Linked DNA regions of Homo sapiens: region 2 is linked to region 1. A link is an interaction called in ENCODE POLR2A ChIA-PET data of the cell type or tissue named here. Cell type or tissue: MCF 10A. All regions are shown on one strand. Each heading gives the region's core, and the rest is flanking DNA. Links, peaks and the distances in the headings are about the cores only. Region 1 overlaps PDXK (pyridoxal kinase). Region 2 has its middle 8.3 kb from the start of TRAPPC10.

The links. ChIA-PET counts read pairs that join two places held together with the same protein. Peaks named below come from ENCODE experiments on the same cell type or tissue, not always from the same donor. Only the 100,000 strongest peaks of a DNase experiment are listed, where the experiment ranks them.
Region 2: POLR2A ChIA-PET joins it to region 1 with 5 read pairs; 4 of 35 experiments call an interaction of 5 or more read pairs at or near these places.

The regions. Positions count from the first base shown.
Region 1 is chr21:43,757,367-43,768,111 of GRCh38, forward strand. It overlaps PDXK (pyridoxal kinase), which reads left to right. Exons shown (of 11, transcript NM_003681.5): 11 at 1-4,933. Among named protein-coding and RNA genes, the nearest start is that of CSTB, 14 kb to the right of the region's middle. RefSeq lists enhancers at 6,582-7,327, 7,328-8,073, 9,386-9,999, 10,614-10,745, 10,677-10,745 and a cis regulatory region at 10,457-10,745. In MCF 10A, for the core only: no CTCF peak of the experiment used is centred there; DNase peaks (open chromatin) are centred at 905, 5,295, 6,745 and 7,445.
Region 2 is chr21:43,999,209-44,008,864 of GRCh38, forward strand. No RefSeq gene overlaps it. Among named protein-coding and RNA genes, the nearest start is that of TRAPPC10, 8.3 kb to the right of the region's middle. In MCF 10A, for the core only: no CTCF peak of the experiment used is centred there; a DNase peak (open chromatin) is centred at 7,163.

The DNA of each region.
Region 1 (10,745 bases), core at 883-8,882:
AGGGAACCCACGGCTGGAGAGAAATAGGGAGATGCAGGAAGTGGGGGCCCATGGGGCCCCCAAGAAGCGGACTCTCCAAGGGGTACCCCCACCCCGCTACCTTCCCCACGGACGGGCCCCTCCTGGAGCCCATACCCTCCTGTGAGGCCATTCCAGTGTCTTCTAGAAAGACTCGCTTGCCAGGAGTGCGTTCTTTGTTGAAAAATGCCCTGAAGCGAAAAGATGCAGGTTTATATGGAACCCCCACCCCCTCCCCCACTCTCCCACTCTGTTCGTTCTGAATGTCTTCACGAGCGTGCATCAGGGCGCCTGGCTCCCCCACCTCAGCCAGTGAGTCAGACACGGGTTTCGCAGCCATGTTTCCTGGCTCCGAGGACACGGGTGGCAGGCCCGTTGCAGCCCAGAGCCACTGGTCCCTACAGGGCGCCGCCACACCAGCAGGAAGGAGGATGGCTGTGTCCGGAGCCTGGCGGGGAGGCGGCCTCCCCAGTATGTGAGTGCAGGGATCTGCCAGAACCACCTGGCCCTCTGTAGGGCGTTTAACTGGAAATACCCTCACTGCCAAGTGGAGACTGGGGCGTGTGCCACATTGCCAGCCACCAGGAAAGCTTTTCTTTTTCTTTTTTTTTTTTTTTTAAACACCAAGAGCACGTATAGCATGGGGGAAAGAACCTAAATGTCTCTCTGTCCTGTGAGCTGGTGAAAAACCCAGCATGAGAACGCAGTGTCAGGTGTGGGACTCCTTCTGCCCCTGCAGTGGGTGTTACGGGCGGTGTGCCCTGGCGAGCAAGCTTTGATTCTTGGTTCTTTGAGCTCGTTTCAGAGGCTGAGTCCCCACATCAGCTTTAGTTCTTGGACTTCCCTGTATTAAGCAAGAATTAGGAGAATGGCTGTCCCTGCAGGCGCCTCCCGTAAATCCTGAGCTCTCTGGCGCAATCTGAAACTTCTCTTCTGTTTTCTTTGGCTGTATCAGCCGAACCAGGAGAGGCCTGGGCTGCGACTAAGGAGAAAGAAATCGGGGGTTTCTGAGAGCAGATGGTGCCTTTGTGGGTGCAGGGCTTTTGTGGAAATTGTCAGCCTCTACGGGCAGAGTCCGGCATCCCCTCCCCAGACTGCCTGCTGTCAAACCACGGAGCAGCTGGAGCCTGCCCTGTCCACGGCCCGTTTCCACCCGGGCATGTTCGTCTCTCCTGACTTCGGCAGAGGCCCCTGGTGGCCTTCAGTTTCAGTTTCTCATCCAGGAAGGTAACCTTGGGCATTGGCAGTGGGTTTCCCTATGGCTTGGATCCAGATTAGAATTGATCTTTGTTTTCACTTTCCATAGTTAATAACATGCAAAATAATGAGAAGAATTTATTTTAAGGTGACAGCTATACTGGTCCAACATCGCCTGCTTATTGTCAGGGTACAGAAGTTTAATACTTTCTTAATCCAGTTTTTCAAACTTCTCCCTGTAGACCGTAAGGATGAATTCCACAATAGGATCCTTTTTAAAATCGATTTTAAATTGTTGCCTAGTCCTGCCAAGGTTATTATGTGCATCTGTTATTTTTCCAATACATGTAAACAGTTGCAGCATGATGCTTTGTTTAATGTCCTGTTCTTAAGCTCGTTAGAGCCAGTTTTGAAACGTTTGGTCTTACCGTGAACGGAGGCTGGCTTGGCTTAGCCACGCTGATGAGTAAGTGAGGGATGTCTCCATCTTGAGATCACCAGGCAAGAGAGTTGCCTGCACCAGGTAAGAGGCCAAAGCCCCTGGGGTAACAGTCCCCACCGCTACCCGAGGTAAAACAATAAAAGCTATGTGGTTGAGCTCAGGCCTCTCGTGCCTGGTGTCAGAGAAGGCAGAGCCCACAGTAGGTGCACGGTGCAAGGCCCTGGGAGGGCACTGGCCAGGGAAGGTGGTATAGATGGCCCTCAGATTGCGGGGCCCCGAGCAGCTCCCCACTCTGCCCGTCCACCTTCCCTGGCTCCAGCCTCATTCTCTCTTTAGTTTAACTATGCAAAGAGAGGAGGTTGAGAGTGTTCTGGCAGCTGGAGCTCTTTTCCTTGTCCTTCCTGCCCTCCGATGGGGCCACCTGTGTCGGGGCAGCAGTGTCCATGTTTATGGAGATCAGAGGTGTCCCCACTGTGTGGCTGGACTGTACTCTGCTGCCCGGGTAGCCAGGAGTCTCTCCCTCTCTCCCCTGCCGCCTGCCTGGTCTCATGGGCCTCCTTCACACACCCCTCCCTGTGGATCGCCTGCCTGGGCCCAGAGCAGGGGAACTGGAGTTTGTGAGTGAGCAGAGCAGGTTATGTGCAGACAGGGAAACGAGAACTTTGGACCTGGCTTTCTGAGTCCAGGTGAGAGCTGTGTGGCCCCCCGATGCCACTCTGCCCGCCGGAGGGATGTGCCTGCTGAGCCTTTTCCTTCCACGCCGCCTCTCACTGCCAGGCCAGCGGCTTCCGCTGAGACTCGCTGGAGAGGCGGCTCCCGTGTCCGTCCACCGAGCACTCAGATGGATGCTGATCACCAGGGCCGAGGGGGCTCCCAGAAGGACCCCAGGCCCTGGGGAGGGTGGCTGTGGGAGGCCAAGTCCACTGCCCGGAAGTCTTGTCAGCCCTAAGCCAGGGAAGCCTGGAGCGTGGCCTGGCGGGTCTGGGTGGACACCGTCCCCACTCCGGACTCCCAGCACAGGGGAGGATACCTGAGCCTGTATGGCCCTGTAGCCCTGGGCAGAGCTGGGCCTGTCGTGTGTTCCTGCCTGGCAGGTGCAGGTGCTGGCCATCTGCAGGTGGAAGGAGGTGGGAATCTTGGATTTTTTGTTTTTTTTTGTTTTTTTTTTTTTGAGGTGAAGTCTCGCTCTGACACCCAGGCTGGCGTGCAGTGGTGTGATCTCGGCTCACTGCAAACTCCGCTTCCTGGGTTCAAGTGGTTCTCCTGCCCCAGCCTCCCAAGTAGCTGGGATTACAGGCATGCGCCACCACGCTCAGCTGATTTTTGTATTTTTAGTAGAGATGGGGTTTCACCATGTTGGCCAAGCTGGTCTCAAACTCCTGACCTCAAGTGATCTGCCCGCCTCGGCCTCCCAGAGTGCTGGGATTACAGGCATGAGCCAGTGCACCCGGCGGAATCTTGGAATTTTTATAGACAGCACCTCAGTTTCTGACTCCAGCCGCACACCTCCTGCCTCTGCCAGCAGGGGTTGCCGCCAGACCAGAGCCAGGGCCAGGTCCCTGCGTCCATCCCCCCCGGTAGGATGGACGTGAGCCATCCTTCTAGGGGACTTTTTTCAGTGTGCGACTCGTCTCTGTTAGGTGGTAGGAGCCAGTTTGTGTGGCCTGTGCCACGCTCCACAGTGCGTGGCTGGGCTCTGTGTGTGGCCTGTGTCCCCTGTCCCTGCAGGACCCAGCAGGCATCGTGGCGTGACAGCTGTGTCCAAGCCACTGCCCGGGCATCCCATCACCCACCAGGGTGCACGGTCTCTCCTGCTGGGGGCTTTCTGTCGCATGTGTGTCTCCTGTCGACTCTGCAGTTTGTTCTCAGAGCAGAATGTTTCCTGTTCTCAGTGCACAAAGACACTGGTTTTCAATCGGCGTCTAAAACCACGTTCCTGCCTTTCATTGCAACACGGTGTGTTCATTTGTTTAAAACAGTTTAATGAGTAAGTTTAGATGACTGGTCAATATCTTAAAAATGTATATTAGTAAGAAGTTCTTCCTGGAATTTTTCTTTCGATTCTGGCAGAATAAACAGGTGTTTTTAGTTTTCCCACTGTCTGAGCCAAGCAGGACCCTGTCCCAGAGCAAGAGATGTCCCCTTCCATCTCTGACCCTTGCCTGGGACAAGCTTTGATGGGGGGCCCCAGCTTCAAGGCTGTGGTGGGAACAGCACCCCCAAATGCCAGCCTCTCCTTTCTTCCCATCCACCAGTATACTGCGGGGCCATTTCTGGTCTTTGTCCAACAGGAAACCCATTTCTGGTGGGATATGCCTTCCAGTGCCACAGGGCCACTCACCCCATGCATCTCTGTCCTGCCCGTCAGTGCTGGGACGGACAGCAAGGGCAAGCCCAGTGTCTGGCGGATAGGTGGGTGGGAACAGAGAGGGGAGAATGCCGTCCTAAGCTTCTGCTTGGGGATCCCCCACACGACCTGGGTACTGCCTGGGAAACCTGTCCTAAGTAAAACTATGGACCTCGCCTCGCCCACCGGCCTGCGAAGCCAGCATCTCCGTGAAGGTGGATGGAAGCGCCTTTGTCCTCATTTTGAGCTGCAAGCTGGGTCAGCGGCTCTGAAGCCCTCGAGTGACTTTCTAACCCAAGACCCAGCCCCTGGCAGGAGGAGGGTGGGTGCAGGGCTGGTGGGACAAAAAGAGGCCTCAGCAGGCCTGGAAGACCCTTCCAGTACATCCCACAGCGTGTCGAGCAGCTGGGAGAACCTGTGTCAAGCTCGAGCCGTCATAGGTCCCCATGAGGTGTCTGAAGCCCCTTCTTGGTGATGGGAGGCAGAGGTGCTGACGTTCTGGAGCATGGACGTGAGTCCTCAGCTGGCTCCGCGTGGGCCCTTGGAGGGTGCCAGGTGTGTGGTGACCTTCTGGATGCCTTTAACTTCATGGCTGCGTCATTCCTGATTTAGAACTTTAACCGGAGCTTCATCTAGTGATTGCAAAACTGGACCAATGGGAGGACGGCGGCGCAGCCCGCTCCCTCCGTGGAATGGAGCTCAGCTCTTCGGAGGCATCAAAGCACCTGTCGCCTCCGTGGTCCCCCTGCTGAGGGAGTGCGGCCTCTGCAAGGTTCGGGGGTGGCTTCGTTTGCCTGGAGTGGCCGGCCCTGCTTGTGCCATGTGGATGTTTGTGAGCCTCGGTCCTACAGCACTGTGTAGGCTGCATCTGTTTCGTGCTGGTCCTGTTGACTTGTATGATATCCACAAATAAATATTTTCATGGCGGTCGTGTTGAGGCATGATGGTTCCTTCCCATCCCAGGAGCTCCCTACCTGTGATTGGCTGAACACCCAGTACCCTGCCAGCCACGCTAGGGATTGCTGCTGGAAATGGTGGCAGCTGACTCCCTAAAAACCTCCCCTTTGGAGGAAAGAGCATGCCTTGCCCCTGCCTGCCGGGCCCAGGCCCCCTCCCATCCTGCACTCTGTTTTCTGCCTTGGGGGCTGGCCTGGGTGCCCCGGCATGGGCTTCCTGCAGGACTTCCCAGGGCAGAGCCCTCAGGGATAGGAGGCCTCCCTGTGCAATTCTGAGGCCCAGCTCTGGGTGTTGGCCAAGGGTGTCTGCTCCTCCTGGGATCCACCTGGCTCCTTCACACCTGGGTGGTGACGTTGTAGTGCCTCTGGCTGGGCAGATCTCGTGTTCCCTGACTCATGTGCACCTGTGCGATAAACCCACAGACCATCTCCAGCAATGCCAGGCTGGTTGCTGTGTGCCAAGAACAAGGAGAAGGCGGAACCAGGGGCTGCAGAACCAGCCCCTCCCCAATGAGGACCCCCTCTGGACGCCCCTCCCCATGGAGAACACCAGGAGCCACAGACCCCAGACCACAGAGCACACAGGGGAGGGCACGGGGCGGCCGGGGCAGGGTGTCTGCTGCCTCGTTTATGGGATTTGCTCCGCGTCTAGCACACTGCTGCCTGCAGTGCTCCTGTCCCCTGCAGTGGCTACTCTGGGCCTACGGGCCTAATCCTGGTTGGCATGAAAATGTCCTGAGGCTACTGTGACAAATTTCCACAAGCTGAGTGGCTTAAAGGAACACATTTGTTCTCTTACAGTTGCAGGGGCCAGAAGAGTCTAAAAACAGTCAGCAGGGCTGGTTCCTCCTGGAGGCTTAGAGGGGCTGAATCCGTTTCCTGCCTTTTTTAGTATCTGGAGGGCGCCTGCATCCCCTTGCTTATGGCCCCTTCCATCACCAAAGCCAGTAGTGTCACATCTTTCCACCTCTCCCTGACCCTGACCTCCGCCCTTTCTCTTAGAAGGACCCTGTGTGACTTTGGACCTACCTAGATAATTTAGGGTCATCTCTCATTTCAGGAACCTGAATTTAATCCCACCTGCAAGTCCCTTTTGCCAGGTAAGGTCACAAATTCACAGGGTCTGAGGATGAAGATGTGGACCTCTTTGAGGGCCATGATTCAGCCCACCACGTCTGGTGACGAGGGATGGAGTGTGTTCTGCAGCAGTGGGGGCCTATGCAGACCTATCCCGAAGTTCAAGGAAGCAGAGAGGCCGAAGAAAGAAGCTGCCCTTGGCCAGGTGCAGTGGCTCAGCCCTGTAATCCGAGCACTTTGGGAGGCTGAGGCAGGTGGATCACGAGGTCAGGAGTTCAAGACCAGCCTGGCCAACATGGTGAAACCCCATCTCTACTAAAAATACAAAAGTTAGCTGGGCATGGTGGCGGGCGCCTGTAATCCCAGCTGTTCGGGAGGCTGAGGCAGGAGAATCGCTTGAGCCCCGGAGGTGGAGGTTGCAGTGAGCCGAGTTCGCACCACTGCACTCCAGTCTGGGAAACAGAGCAAAGACTCCATCTCAAAAAAAAAAAAAAAAAGAAGAAGAAGAAGAAGCTGCCCAATCCAGTTTCTCAGAAAGAAACATTTAATAGGGACTTCGGAACAGAAGCCATGTCTGTGTCTGGGGCCCACCCATCACCCCCAAGCCTAGGGCTTATGTACCGTAGGGGAGGGGTGCGTGTGGTTCAGAAGGGATGTGCTGGACAGTTGAAGCAGACAGCATCCCAGTCATTTGCCCTAAGGGCAGGATTTAGGGTAAGTACCTGCCTTTACACAAGGAACAATAGATGAGCTGAAAATCTGAGAGGCCTTCCTAGAACTGGGGTTCATCAGACAACAACAGGGTGGGTTAGCCTCCAAGCTGGAACTGCTGTGGCGTGTCCAGGGGTGGGGCATGTGCTGGCTTGGTCATCTCCCCCTCCGAGGGTCTGAGCCAAATATCCAGCAGCAAACATGCTCGGCCCTGAAGCCTCAGCCATTGTGAGGACTCTGGCTGGGCCTTCTTCCCCCGATGGGTGGGAAAGGCCGGCCTCAAGTCCAGGACCTGCCCTTGAGGCCATGCTGGCTTAGGGCTTCAAATCTGGGTTCCTAGGAAAGGGGCTGGGCTCCAGTGGCGTGGGGGTGGGGACGGCAGATGGAGGGAGGCTGGGAAGGGAGAGAAGGAACCTCATGGGCAGTTAGGCTCCCGGGGCTTCTCTGGGGACACCACCAGCAGAGTGTGGTTGTTGACACCTCCCTGGGGCTCGGGGTCTTCCTTTGGCCCCAGTGAACACCTGTCACACACTCGCTGGGATGGACTGACCTTCAGGGTTTGCTGCCACCCGTGTCCTCCACCCTGGTAGGGCCTTTCCAAGACACTTGTGGGGACAGGCCGGGCCTGGCCAGCATCCGGTAGGCTGCACTTTCCGGAGGCCTCTGGGATTACAGGCCACCTCACCCCAGCTGGAATTCTGCCTAAATTACTGCATTGAGGAGATTCCCTCACAAGGTGCGGACTCAGGCTGGCCCTGAAACAGCCGTCACCTCCACGAGGCCGGCCCAGGCCCCTGCGCACTGCCCTGCTCATGCCCCCATCCATGCCAGCTCCCACCAAGCCCGTGCCCCTGCCAAAGAGCTGGGGGAAGGGATGGGAGACAGACTTCTCTTTCCTTATTTCTATTTTTTTTTTTTTTTCCAGACAGGTTCTCACTCTGTCACCCAGGCTGGAGTGCAGTGGTGTGATCTCAACTCACAGCAACTTCTGTCCAAGCAATTGGCCTCAAGCCATCCTCCCGCCTCAGGCTCCCGAGTAGCTGGACCACAGGCACACCACCACGTCCAGCTCATTAAACAATTTTTTTGTAGAGATGAGGTCTTGCCATGTTGCCCAGGCTGGTCTCGAACTCCTGGGCTCAAGTGATCCTTCCTCCTCGGCCTCACAAAGTGCCGGAATTACAGGCGTGAGCCACCACTCCTGGCTCTTATTTCTGTTTTTTCTGGTAACAGCTTTATTGAGTTACAATTCATTCCATATGACTCAGCCATTTGAAGGGTACAGTTCAGGCTGTGATTATAAAGGCAGCACTGTTGAGGACACTGAGCCTGGACAGGTGTCCCCCCCAAATTCAATGATGTCCTGCAAAAAGGTCCACCCTAAGCCTGGACAGGTGTCCCCCCAAATTCATTGATGTCCTGCAAAAACTCACGTCCACCCTGCACTTCAGAATGTGACTTTATTAGGCCAGGTGCAGTGGCTCATGCCTGTAATCCCAGGACTTTGGGAAGCCGAGGTGGGTGGATTGCTTGAGCTCAGGAGTTCAAGACCAGCCTGGGCAACATGGTGAAACCCCGTCTACACTGAAAATGGAAAAAAGTAGCCAGGCATGATGCCGGGCGTGGTGGCTTACCCCTGTAACCCCAGCACTTTGGGAGGCCGAGGCGGGCGGATCACCTGAGGTCGGGAGTTCAAGACCAGCCTGACCAACATGGAGAAACCCCGTCTCTACTAAAAATACAAAAAATTAGCCTGGCGTGGTGGCACATGCTTGTAATCCCAGCTACTAGGGAGGCTGAGGCAGGAGAATCACTTGAACCTGGGAGGCAGAGGTTGCAGTGAGCCAAGATCGTGCCATTGCACTCCAGCCTGGGCAACAAGAGCGAAAATTCCATTTCAAATAAAAAAAAAAAGTAGCCAGGCATGGTAGCATGTGCCTGTAGTCCTAGCTGCTCAGGAGGCTGAGGTAGGAGGCTCATTTGAGCCTGGGCGGGGGCCGGGGGGGAGAGGCAGGGGATGGGCGGAGGCTGCAGTGAGCCGAGATTGCACCACTGGACTCCAGCCTGGGTGACAGAGTGAGACCCCATCTCAATTGGAAAAAAAAAAAAAAAAAAAGAATGTGACTTTGTTTGGAAATGAGGTCTTTGTGGATGTAATTAGTTACATAAAATGCAGTCGCCCCAGGTGAGGACCCTAAATCCAGGGCCTGGTGTACTCGTAAGAAGAAGGCCTTGTGAGGCCGTGTGACCACGAGATCGATCGATCGCAGTGAAGCTGCTCCAGGCAGAGGACCGCTGACACCCTGGAGACCAAGACAACAGCTGCTTCAAAGCGAGGGTCTGAGGACCAGGCATAGTGGCTCACGCCTGTAATCCCAGCACTTTGGGAGGCCAACACAGGCGGATCACTTGAGGCCAGGAGTTCAAAACCAGCCTGGCCAACATGGCGAAAACCTGTCTCTACTAAACATACAAAAATTAGCTGGGTGTGTTGGTGCACGCCTATAATCCCAGCTACTCGGGATGCTGAGGCAGGAGAATAGCTTGAACCCCGGAGGCAGAGGTTATAGTGAGCTGATATCGTGCCGCTGCACTCCAGCCTGGGCGACAGAGTGAGACTACATCTCAAAAAAAAATGTTTTGGGTTCAATAACGTGAAAATTGTGCCTTATCCAGCAAGTGGTGAATTTCCTGAGCTCCTGTGACCCCCACCAAGGAAGAGCAGACTGAACAGGCTTGGGAAATTTTTCTGTGAAAGGGGAGGGCCTGGGGGTGCGAGCAGGCTCACGCCCAGTGTGCACTGGGCATGCTCAGGTGTCAGCAGCCGAGCCAGCAACACTGGGATGACGCCCCCTTTTTACAGGCTCTCGGAGGTCGGGTGGGATTCCCAAGACCTCACAGGTCACGATGAATGGCCTGGCTGGAACTGGCTTCCACGGACCCAGCATCATAGGCCTCCCTCAGAGCCGGGCCGGGTCCCTGAGCTCACTGGAAGGACGCGTCCGCCTGGCTGTGCTGATTGTTTACACAGACACCACCTGGCTGATTTTCTCTGAACAGTGTGAAAGTGACGCAGAAGGCTAGTGGCCCCAAGTTCACACCCATGGCCCTGAGAAAGCAGTTGTGTGTGTAGCCTCCTCACCACCCTCTCTGCGTCTGGACATGGGAACCTTGCGGGCACACACATGCAAACACATGCGTACATGCGGGCGCACACACACGCACACAGGGATGCACACACACGCGGATGCACACACAGACGCACACATACACACGCAGATGCACGCACACGCAAACGCACCCACATATACATGCGGACGCACACGCGGAAGCACAGGCACACATGCACGAACACACACACTACACGGATGCACAGGCACACACACTCGTGGACACACAGCATACACACACACAGATGTGTCCAGACATCTAGTTATTCACGCCCTTGTTACTCTCAGGAGCAGCACAGCGACCCCGAGGCTGGCCTGACTGTGTGGCCTCTGAGGGTCCAGTCTTCACTTTCCCTTGTTGGGGGGATGGGGCCCCCATGCACAGTCTGTGCCTCAGTGTTCTGAGTGAGGGCACCCTGTGCTCTGCCCCATGACCCTCCCTGCCTCGGTGCTACCCTTCCTGGAGGCGGGACACGGCGGCTGATCCCTCCCTGAGTGGGAGTTGCGAGTCCTTTGCCTTCTTCCCCCGTCTCCGGCTTGTAGCCACAAAATGTGCTGCCCTGGGCCCTGCCTCAGGTTTCCCTACGGAAACGGCACAGGCCACGCTGCCTCCCCTGCTGGCACCCTAGTCTCTGATGGAGACCGTGGCCTCTCCACCCAGAAAGTGGGCCAGGCCTCACCATCCCTGAGCTCTGTCTGCCTACGTCTCTGGCTGCCACTGACCCCACCAGCATCTTGGCCTCTCGACACACCCCCTCCGCCCTGACTCTGTGTCATACCCAGGCCTCACGACACACTCCTGGGCAAGGCTGCGTCGGCAGCGCCCT
Region 2 (9,656 bases), core at 1-8,000, 240 kb after region 1:
TGCCCAGATCATTGTCATGGAGCCTTTCCCTACGTTTTCTTCTAGTGGCTTCACATGTTCGGGTTTTGTGTTAAGTCTTTAATCCATTTTGAGTTGAATTTTGTACATGGTATGAGATAAGCGTCCAATTTCATTCTGCATGTGGATATCCAGGTTTCCTGGCACCACTGATTGGAGACACTGTCCTTTTTCGGAGTAGTGAATACACTCCCATCGTTCAGACATTGCAGTTATCCAGCCCAGTGCAAAGGAGAGGCCTCCGTCTCCCCAGCCCTGTCTGCCTGTGTCCTCCACAGGCTGGAGCTTGGCTGGTGCGGTGCCCATGATACCTACTGTGAGTGGCTGTCAGTCTGTTTCAATTGGTCAATTCCTGTGCTATATTGGCCAGCAAGTATCGTAAGTCTTACCCCTGCTTGTAGATACATATTTGTATTAGTGTATGTTTCCAGTAATTCCTTTTTTTTTTTTTTCTGAGACAGGGTCTCATTCTGTTGCCCAGGCTGAAGTGCAGTGGTCAACCTTTGCTCACTGCAGCCTCAACTTGTTGGGCTCAAGCAATCCTCCCATCTCAGCCTCCCCAGTGGCTGGGATTACAGATGTGTACCACCACACCTGGCTAACTTATTTTTTGGTAGACATGGGGGTCTCTCTATGTTGCCCAGGCTGGTCTCAAACTCCTGGCCCCAAATGATCCTCCTGTCTCAGCCTCCCGAAGTGCTGAGACTACAGGCGTGAACACTGCACCTGGCCTTATTCTTTCTTTTCAAAAAATGGACATGCTTGGCTGGGTGGCTCTCTGGAAGCTTCCTTGGCAGCTTAGTGTATGTCAGTGTTTAGAAATGTTCCACTGCCATGTGGTGCCGCACCCCCATTGCTGGGTCAGGAACGTGTCCCTCATCCACCTTATTGCTGATGCTGTTGGTGTCTCAGAAGGGTTTACTATTTCTGCTCATGCTGGGTTGGACTAAGAGAGGGAAAACCCTCCTATCACTAGCAGGTGTTGGCCTCTCCCTCTCCTGACATGAGAATGCATCTTAAATAAAGACCTGCCTCTTTCTCCCATGCCTGAAAAGGGCCAAGATGCTCTGGCTGAAGTTGCCAGGAGGTCAGCACCTCTTCCTTTCCCCTGCATTCTGGGGATTGCCCCCCGCCACTGTCTCTGGTTGAATGTGTCTGTGCAAACCTCTGTAGTGATCTCTGCAAAGGGAGGAGGGGAGTGGGGCCGGGACTAAGCCTGGGACAGAGGTGGGAGCTGGGCCAGGGGGAGCCTCCCTTGGGGCCAGGCAGTGGCAAGAGCCACGTGGAAAAAAGCAAGTCCCTTTGATCAGAAAACCCACTGCTGTCCCTGCACCAGCCTGGGCCAGGACGGGACAGATGGGCCTTGGCAAGCCTCCCACGGACACCACGCAGCCTCACCCCACAGCAGTCAGCCGCCTTAGGTCTGCAGCTCACAGCCCATCCTGCCAGGGACAGTTGGAAGACTGCCTGGAGGAGGCCTTTGGTTCCCAAAAAAGCTGGGCTGAGGCCACAAGGCCCCCTGCAGACCCTCGTCCTCAGACTTGTTTCCACATTTATTTAAAGGATGCAGGGAGGAGCTGGTTTTATATTAATAACAATTAAGTACTCTTCATGTTCAAAACAGAACACTTATTACTTGCAATTTTCTGAGTCAGCCAAGTTCCCAGCCAGTGTATTAAACATGTAACGTTTAGGTAATGAGATGAACTCTTGATTTCAGTACCAGGCCGTGGGTGCATCTCTCCTAGAATTCCGGCAGCCATCGGGCCCCTCTCAGGGCTGGGGGCTGGACGACAGGGGAGCAGGAGAGATGCGTCCATCACAGAGCCATCTGCCTTCGAGGCAGAGTGTGCATGGACTGGGGTACAGGTGGTTTATTTGAGGTGGGCCCAGAGAGAGGGGGAAGGGAGTGGGGATGGTGGGGTGTAGAGGATGGGGGTAAGACAGGGACTGTCACTGAGCTAGTTCCCATCATAGTTCGACCTGGCCAGGGCTGTGAACAAAGTACCTCTGAGCAGAGGGAGGTTTGCATGACCACCCACCTACCCCAGGGCGGCCATCGTGGAGACAGGGCCTGCTGGTGTCCATTTTCCAACGCTTCCTGGCTGAGCCTGTTTCTGAGCCCATGGAGAAGGTTCTAGGCCTGCGGCAGAAAAGTGGGGCCCCCAACTAGTCTCAGAGGAGGGACCCTAACTGTCTGGTGCCACCCAGCTGCACCTGAAATCAGAGTGAGCTGAAGGCATGTGGCCTGGGGCACCCAATGCGTCTGTTAGGGTCTGAGTGCACCAGGGAGGACTGTTCTCTTGTCACCACTCAGGCCACCGTGACTGGACAGTTTTCGCATTGTACCATTTACGTAGGAAGAGATGTAGAAACTGGGCTAGCTGACACCACCCTCCAGGCTATTCGAGTGATGTTTTGGAGGTTGGCTTACTGGCAGCTCAGCCCTCAACCAGCTCTTCCCTCTTGCCACCTTCTTCTGTGCAAGGGGGATGTTATATCACCCGCTGTTAGGTGTGCCAGGGGTTGGCGTGAAAGGCATTGGTGCTGCTCCTATGTCTGAGCCAGGCCACAGCCGGCTTCTGCCATCTGGGCAGTGGGCGGCTCCCTGGTCCCTGAGAACAGCAAGGAAAAGGTGGGGCACAGATGAGGGCCTCCAGCAGGGTGGCTGCTCCTGCCCCAGTCCCGAACCCCACCGCGCAGGGACACAAGCGGGGGACATGAGGCCAAGGCACAGACAGGCCTCTTGGGGAGTGACCTCTGCTTGGAGAGGGAGCACGAGAATCCAGACTGTCAGGAAGCCAAGAAAGACCCAACTGAGTTCAAAATAGGAGCACGGGCCAGGCACGGTGGCTCACGCCTGTAATCCCAGCACTTTGGGAGGCTGAGGCGGGCAGATCACGAGGTCAGGAGATTGAGACCATCCTGGCTAACACGGTGAAACCCCGTCTCTACTAAAAAAAATAAAAATAAAAAAAATTAGCCGGGCGTGGTGGCGGGCACCTGTAGTCCCAGCTACTCGGGAGGCTGAGGCAGGAGAATGGCGTGAACCCGGGAGAGGTGGAGCTTGCAGTGAGCCGAGATTGCGCCATTGCACTCCAGCCTAGGCGACAGAGTGAGACTCCGTCTCAAAAAAAAAAAAAAAAAAAAATAGCATGGGGCATAGTGTTTGGAGCAGCCGTCCACAGCGCCAGGCTTGATTCCATCAGCGCTACTTATTTACATCACACTATACAGCCTAAAACCTGGGAAGAGCGTATTGTTTCTGCACAAGCTCAGGTGGGAGCAGGTTCTTTCTGAAGACACCACACAGTGACAGCAGCAGTTGACAGTGTGCCATGCACAAGATTGAGACTCAGCAAGAGGAGAGGCGCCAGGCTAAAGGCCGGGCATACCCTTGCTGTGCCAGGGGACCTGCCATTGCCTCTTGTACGAAATGGGGTGATGGCTGCAGTCCTGGCAACTGTGTTCCGGGCGCGGCCAAGCCCCAGTGGGCCTGATCTCTGAGCTGCCATGGGGCGAGCCCTGGGCCTCTGTCTGTCTCTCCTCTGCGACATGGAGCTAGGATACCTCCTCCCAGGCTTTTTGTAGGCATTAAAATAATTCAAGGCCAGGCATCGGTGGCTCACGCCTATAATCTCAGCATTTTGGGAGGCCCAGGCAGGTGGATCACCTGAGATCAGGAGTTCGAGATCAGCCCGGGCAACATGGTGAAACCCCGTCTCTACTAAAAATACAAAAATTAGCTGGGCGTGATGGCGTGTGCCTGTAATCCCAGCTCCTCGGGAGGCTGAGGCAGGGGAATTGCTTGAACCTGGGAGGCGGAGGTTGCAGTGAGCTGAGATTGCACCACTGCACTCCAGCCTGGGCAACAGAGCCAGACTCTGTCTCAAAAAAAAAAATATATATATAACATAAAAAAATAAATAAATCCAGGTGTGTTGACTGCATAGAATACATGTTTTAAAGGGGGGAAATTCTATCATAATCCCTGTTTTCAGATGAGACAACAGATGCAGGAGACATGAAGAGTAATTGAGAATCCATGTGGCCCTGCTCCAGGATCTGCTGCTTAACCACAGTGTGGCTCCACTTTTTACAAACAGGGAAGCTCCCTATGGACTGCGTGGGCTGGGTGTGGTGGCATGCGCCTGTTATCCCAGCACTTTGGGAGGCCAAGGTGGGAGGATCACTTGAACCAAGGAGATGGAGGCTGCAGTGAGCTATGAATGTACCACCACACTCCAGAGTGAGTGACAGAGCAACTGTGTCTCAAAAAAAAAAAAAAAAGATGGAAAATGCAGATATGTGGGTAAAAGGGGGAAGAAACTGCAGAGTCTGTGACCCAATCATAGTCACTGATACTGTTTTGATGAATTTCCTTCCAATCTCTTTTGTAATGATAGTGGGGTGGAGTTTTTTGCTTTTATGTAGTTGTTATTATATCACATCACTTTTCTTTTTTTGAGACAGGGTCTTGCTCTGTTGCCCAGGCTGGAGTTCAGTAGTGCAGTCTAGGCTCACTGCAGCCTCCACCTCCCAGGCTCAGGATCCTCCCACCTCAGCCTCCCGAGTAGCTGGGAACACAGATGCAGCCACCACACCCGGCTAATTTTTGTATTTTTTGTAGAGACAGGGTCTTGCTATGTGGCCCAGGCTGGTCTCAAACTCCTGGGCTCAAGTGATTCTCCCACCTTGGACTCCCAAAGTGCTGGGACTACAGGTGTGAGCCACCGTGCCTGGCCTTCACTTTCAAGATTTTTATAAACTGACGTTTTAAGTATTTCCCAGATTATCATAAGCCCCTCTAAAAAGTGTTTATAGATGGAGAGGGTCCAAGTGCAGCTCTGTTATGTGGATATATTGTATACTGGTGAGCTCTGGCATCTAGTGCACCCGTCACCCACGTAGCAAACATCGTGCTCAACAAGTAATTCCACAAACATTCACAAGCCTGTTCTAAACACCATTTTGACAGTGACACAATAGTTCATCAAATGGACAAAGCATGGTTCATGTGACACAGGCTGCGCCTCTGGTCCCAGCTAACAGTTGTTGACGTGCAGGTTGTTTCCAGTTGTTTGCTCCCGCAAAGCAATGCTGCAACATGTGTTTTTACCCATAAAGGTTTGGGAGAGATTTTGCTTCCTCAAAGAGCTCTAGAAGTGGAATTGCTGGCTCAAAGGACGAAAGGTTGGAACTGCTTTTTAAAAAACCAACACCTGGCCAGGCGCAGTGGCTCACGCCTGTAATCCCAGCACTTTGAAAGGCCGAGGCAGGCAGATCACTTCAGGCCAGGAGTTCGAGATCAGCCTGGCCAACATGGGGACTCCATCTGCTGAAAATACAAAAATTAGCTGGGTGTGGCGGTGCATGCCTGTAATCCCAACTACTTGGGAGGCTGAGGCAGGAGAATCACTTGAACCCGGGAGGCGGAGGTTGCAGTGAGCAGAGATCATGCCACTGCACTCCAGCCTGGGCGACAGAGACTCCATCTCAAAAACAAACAAACAAAGGTGACACCTTAGAGAATCTCCCACCGAGCCCCAGGAGGCAGTATCTTCCCTTTTTTGGACTATTTGCTCACCTGGGATATTATTTATGGAGGGATTGGTTAAATGGACGGATGAAAATGCGCATCAAAAAATATCTGCACCAAGGTTGGGCTCACACCTGTCATTCCAGCACTTTGGGCTGAGGTGGGAGGACTGCTTGAGCTCAGAGTTCAAGACCAGCCTGGGCAACATGGTGAGACCCCATCTCTACAAAAAAATACAAAAATTAGCTGAGTGTGGTGGCTGTGCCTGTAATCCCAGCTACTCAGGAGGATGAGGTAGGAGAATCTCTTGAACCCAGGAAGCGGAGGTTGCAGTGAGCATAGATCACACCACCATAGTTCAGCCTGGGCAACAGTGAGATCCCGTCTCAAAAAAAACCAAAAACCATAAACTGCACCGGACTCAGGACTGGCTTTCCCTGCACCCGGAGCGGCTTCTAGAACGCCTGGTGAGCCCAAGAGGAGGAAGCGCGCGGTGAAACACTGAAAGCCACACACAGTGTGAAAACTCACGTGATTACTTTAAAGTTACCTGGCTTTCTATTAAAAATGTGAGGCTGGGCGCGGTGGCTCGTGCCTGTAATCTCTGCACTTTGGGAGGCTGAGGTGGGCAGATCACCTGAGGTCAGGAGTTCAAGACTAGCCTGGCCAACATGGTGAAACCCCATCTCTACTAAAAATACAAAAAATTATCTGGGCATGGTGGTGGGTGCCTGTAATCCCAGCTACTCAGGAGGGTGAGGCAGGAGAATCGCTTGAACCCAGGAGGCGGAGGTTGCAGTGAGCCGAGATCATGCTACTGCACTCCAGCCTGGACAGCAGAGTGAGACGGCGTCTCAAAAAAGAACAATTTTGAGATGACAATGGGTTGACGTGTGGTATAAGAAGTAATCCAGGGAGGTCTTGTGCACCTTTCCTGAGTTTCCCCAGTGGTGACGTTTCGTAACATTGGATCACAGTGTCACAGCCAGGTATTGACGTGGACACAGTCCAGATCCAGAACATTCTGTTTCCGCAGGAGCCACTCTGTTGCCCTCTTCTAGCCACACCCTCCTCCCTCCTTACCCCACACCCCTGTGGCCCCTGGCAAACACTTGTCTGTTCTCCATTTCTATAATTTTGTTATTTCAAGATGTTGGATAAAAGCAACTGCACGGCGTGTCACCTTTTGGGGCTGAAGGGGCTTTGTGTTTTGTTTCTGAGACAAGGTCTCTCTCTGTTGCCCAGGCTGGAGTGCAGTGGCCCAATCACAGCTCACTGCAACCTCGGCCGACCTGGCTCAAACAATCCTCCCACCTCAGCCTCCCAAGTAGTTGGGACTACAGGCACATGCCACCAGGCCCAGCTAGGTTTTGTATTTTTTGTAGGGACGAGGGTCTCCCTATGTTGCTCAGGCTGTTCTTGAACTCCCGAGTTCAAACGATCCTCCTGCCTGAGCCTCCCACAGTGCTGGGATTCCAGGCACAGCCCCCGCACCTGACCTGGAAGGTTTTTACTCAGCATTATTCTCTGGAAGTTCCTCCAGGCCTTTGTGGGGATGGTTTGTTCCTTTCTGCTGCTGAGTAGTATTCTGGGTGTGGATGGGCCACACTGTTTGATGATTCAGAGGCTGAGGGATGTCTGGATTGTGTCCGGTTCTGGGCAGCTTGCTGTGAACATTCACTGACTGGCCCTTCCTTTTGCCCTCTGTGCAGAGGGCCCGAGCAGTCCCTCTGGTTAGATAAGGCAGACACAATGTCCCAATACATAATTTAACAGGCTCTTTGCAGCCTGGAGACGATGTAATGGGTTACCAGGAAAAACCATTTGAGTTCAAGTTCCAGCAACTTTTCAAAAACAATAAAACAAAATAAAAAACACCCCAAATGCTGCCTCATGAAAAAAGGTACTAAAAAAAAAAAAAAAAGAATGAACATCGATTGACAGGACTAGCATCATTTCACCATGATTCATTAAAAGAAAGTGCCAAACCAGTGTTTGTGCTGAATTCAAGCATTTTCTAAATTCCCAAGTGGAAAAAAAAAATCTCTTATAGGTCTGCTCAGAGGGAAAATAGGCTTGCAGTCCACTTACTGCCCACGCACCAAAGGCTGCCTGGACCAGAGCCGGTGGGATTGGAGGAGGGGATTCTGCCTTTGCCTCCCTTCCTCCAGAAAGAACACTCCCTAACGTGGGAGCCCATCCAGCCGCACAACGCTGTGTCCACGTCTTCGGGAAGGGGAATGGCTAGTGTCTGTCTTCTCAGAGCAGCTGGACTCAGTTCTCTGTGAGAACAGTACAAAGACATAGATATTCCTCGGCTTGGAGTCTACACTTGGTATTGTCGGGTTTTTATTTTTTATTTACTTATTTTTTGTTTTTTGAGACAGAGTCTAGCTCTGTTCCCCAGGCTGGAGCGCAGTGGTGCAATCTCGGCTCACTGCAACCTCCGCCTCCCGGGTTCAAGCGATTCTCCTGCTTCAGCCTCCCAAGTAGCTGGGATTACAGGTGCACGCCACCACGCCTGGCTAATTTTTTGTATTTTTAGTAGAGACGGGGTTTTACCATGTTGGCCAGGCTGGTCTCGGACTCCTGACTCCTGAGGCCCACCTCAGCCTCCCAAAGCACTGGGATTACAGGCATGAGCCACCGTGCCTGGCCTCGTCAGGGTTTTTAATTATAAATTTAAATTTTATCGATTTGAGTACATGTGAAGTGGCATCTCATTTTCATTTTAACTTGCATTTCCCTGATGTCTAATGAGCGCTGAGTGTCTTTTCCTGACATAACTGGTCCTTTCTGTCTTTCTCCTGTTGTTCTTTCCCTGACTTCTTTTGGATTAGTCAGATATTTTCTATTATTTCTCTTTTCTTTATTGGCTTCTTAGCCAAACCCCTTTTGTTCATTTTTTCCCTAGTGCTTTTTCTCCTGGGCACAGACTACGTATGCCTCACATATCAAATTTAATGTAGGGTCAATATTGTATCACTTCAGTCTTCCCTCTTCATACATAACCCTTTGCATCTTGCACCTCACACCTGGAGTTCCACACTTCACAGTGTGAGGAGCTTATCAGTGGGTTACCTCTCACCATCCATCCTTCACACTGTCCTTACCTTTTACTTCTACACACACTGTAGAAGTATCACAAGCTATTGTTTGTTTTAAACAGTCAGTGGTCTCTTAAAGAAATTATGAGAAGGGCCGGGTGCAGTGGCTTATGCCTGTAACCCAGCACTTTGGGAGGCCAAGGTGGGCAGATCACCTAAGGTCAGGAGTTCAAGGCCAGCCTGGGGAAGACCCCCTGCCGTCTCTACAAAAAATTAAAAAATTAGCTGGCATGGTGGTACGTGCCTGTGGTCCCAGCTACTTGGGAGGCTGTAGTGGGAGGATGGCTTGAAGCCAGAAGACTGAGGCTACAGTGAGCCGTGACTGTGCCCCTGCACGCCAGCCTGGGCGACAGAGCAAGACCCTGTCCCCCCACCAAAACATTTTTTTTCTCTTGATCTATTTCACCAGTTTGAGTATGATATGCCTGCATGTAATTTTCTTTGTATGTGTTCTCTTCAGGTTTTGCTGAATTTCTTGATCTGTAAATCAGTATTTTTCACCACGTGTTTGGATTTGGAGCCATCATTTTGCAAAAATGTTTCCTTCCTAGACTCATACTCTCCTTCTGGAGCTCCGATCACACATGCTTTTGGCCATTTCATACTGTCCCATAGGTCTCTGAGGTTCTCTCCACTTTTCTTCAACTTTTTTCTCTTCTTCAGATTAAATAATTTCTATCCATCTGCCTTCAAGATCCCAAACTCCTGTTTTCTCCAATCTGTTAATCCAATTCAGTGAAATTTTCATTTCTGTTATTGTACTTTTCAGTTCTAGACTTTTCTTTTGATTCTTTTAGATACTTTGTTATTCTGCTGTGAATTTCTGATTCTTTACTCATTAAGACAATATTTTCATTTAATCCTTTGGACATATTATTTTTATTTATTTTGAGATGGAGTCTTGCTCTGTCACCCAGGCTGGAGTGCAGTGGCACTATCTTGGCTCACTGTAACCTCCACCTCCCGGATTCAAGCGATTCTCCTGCTTCAGC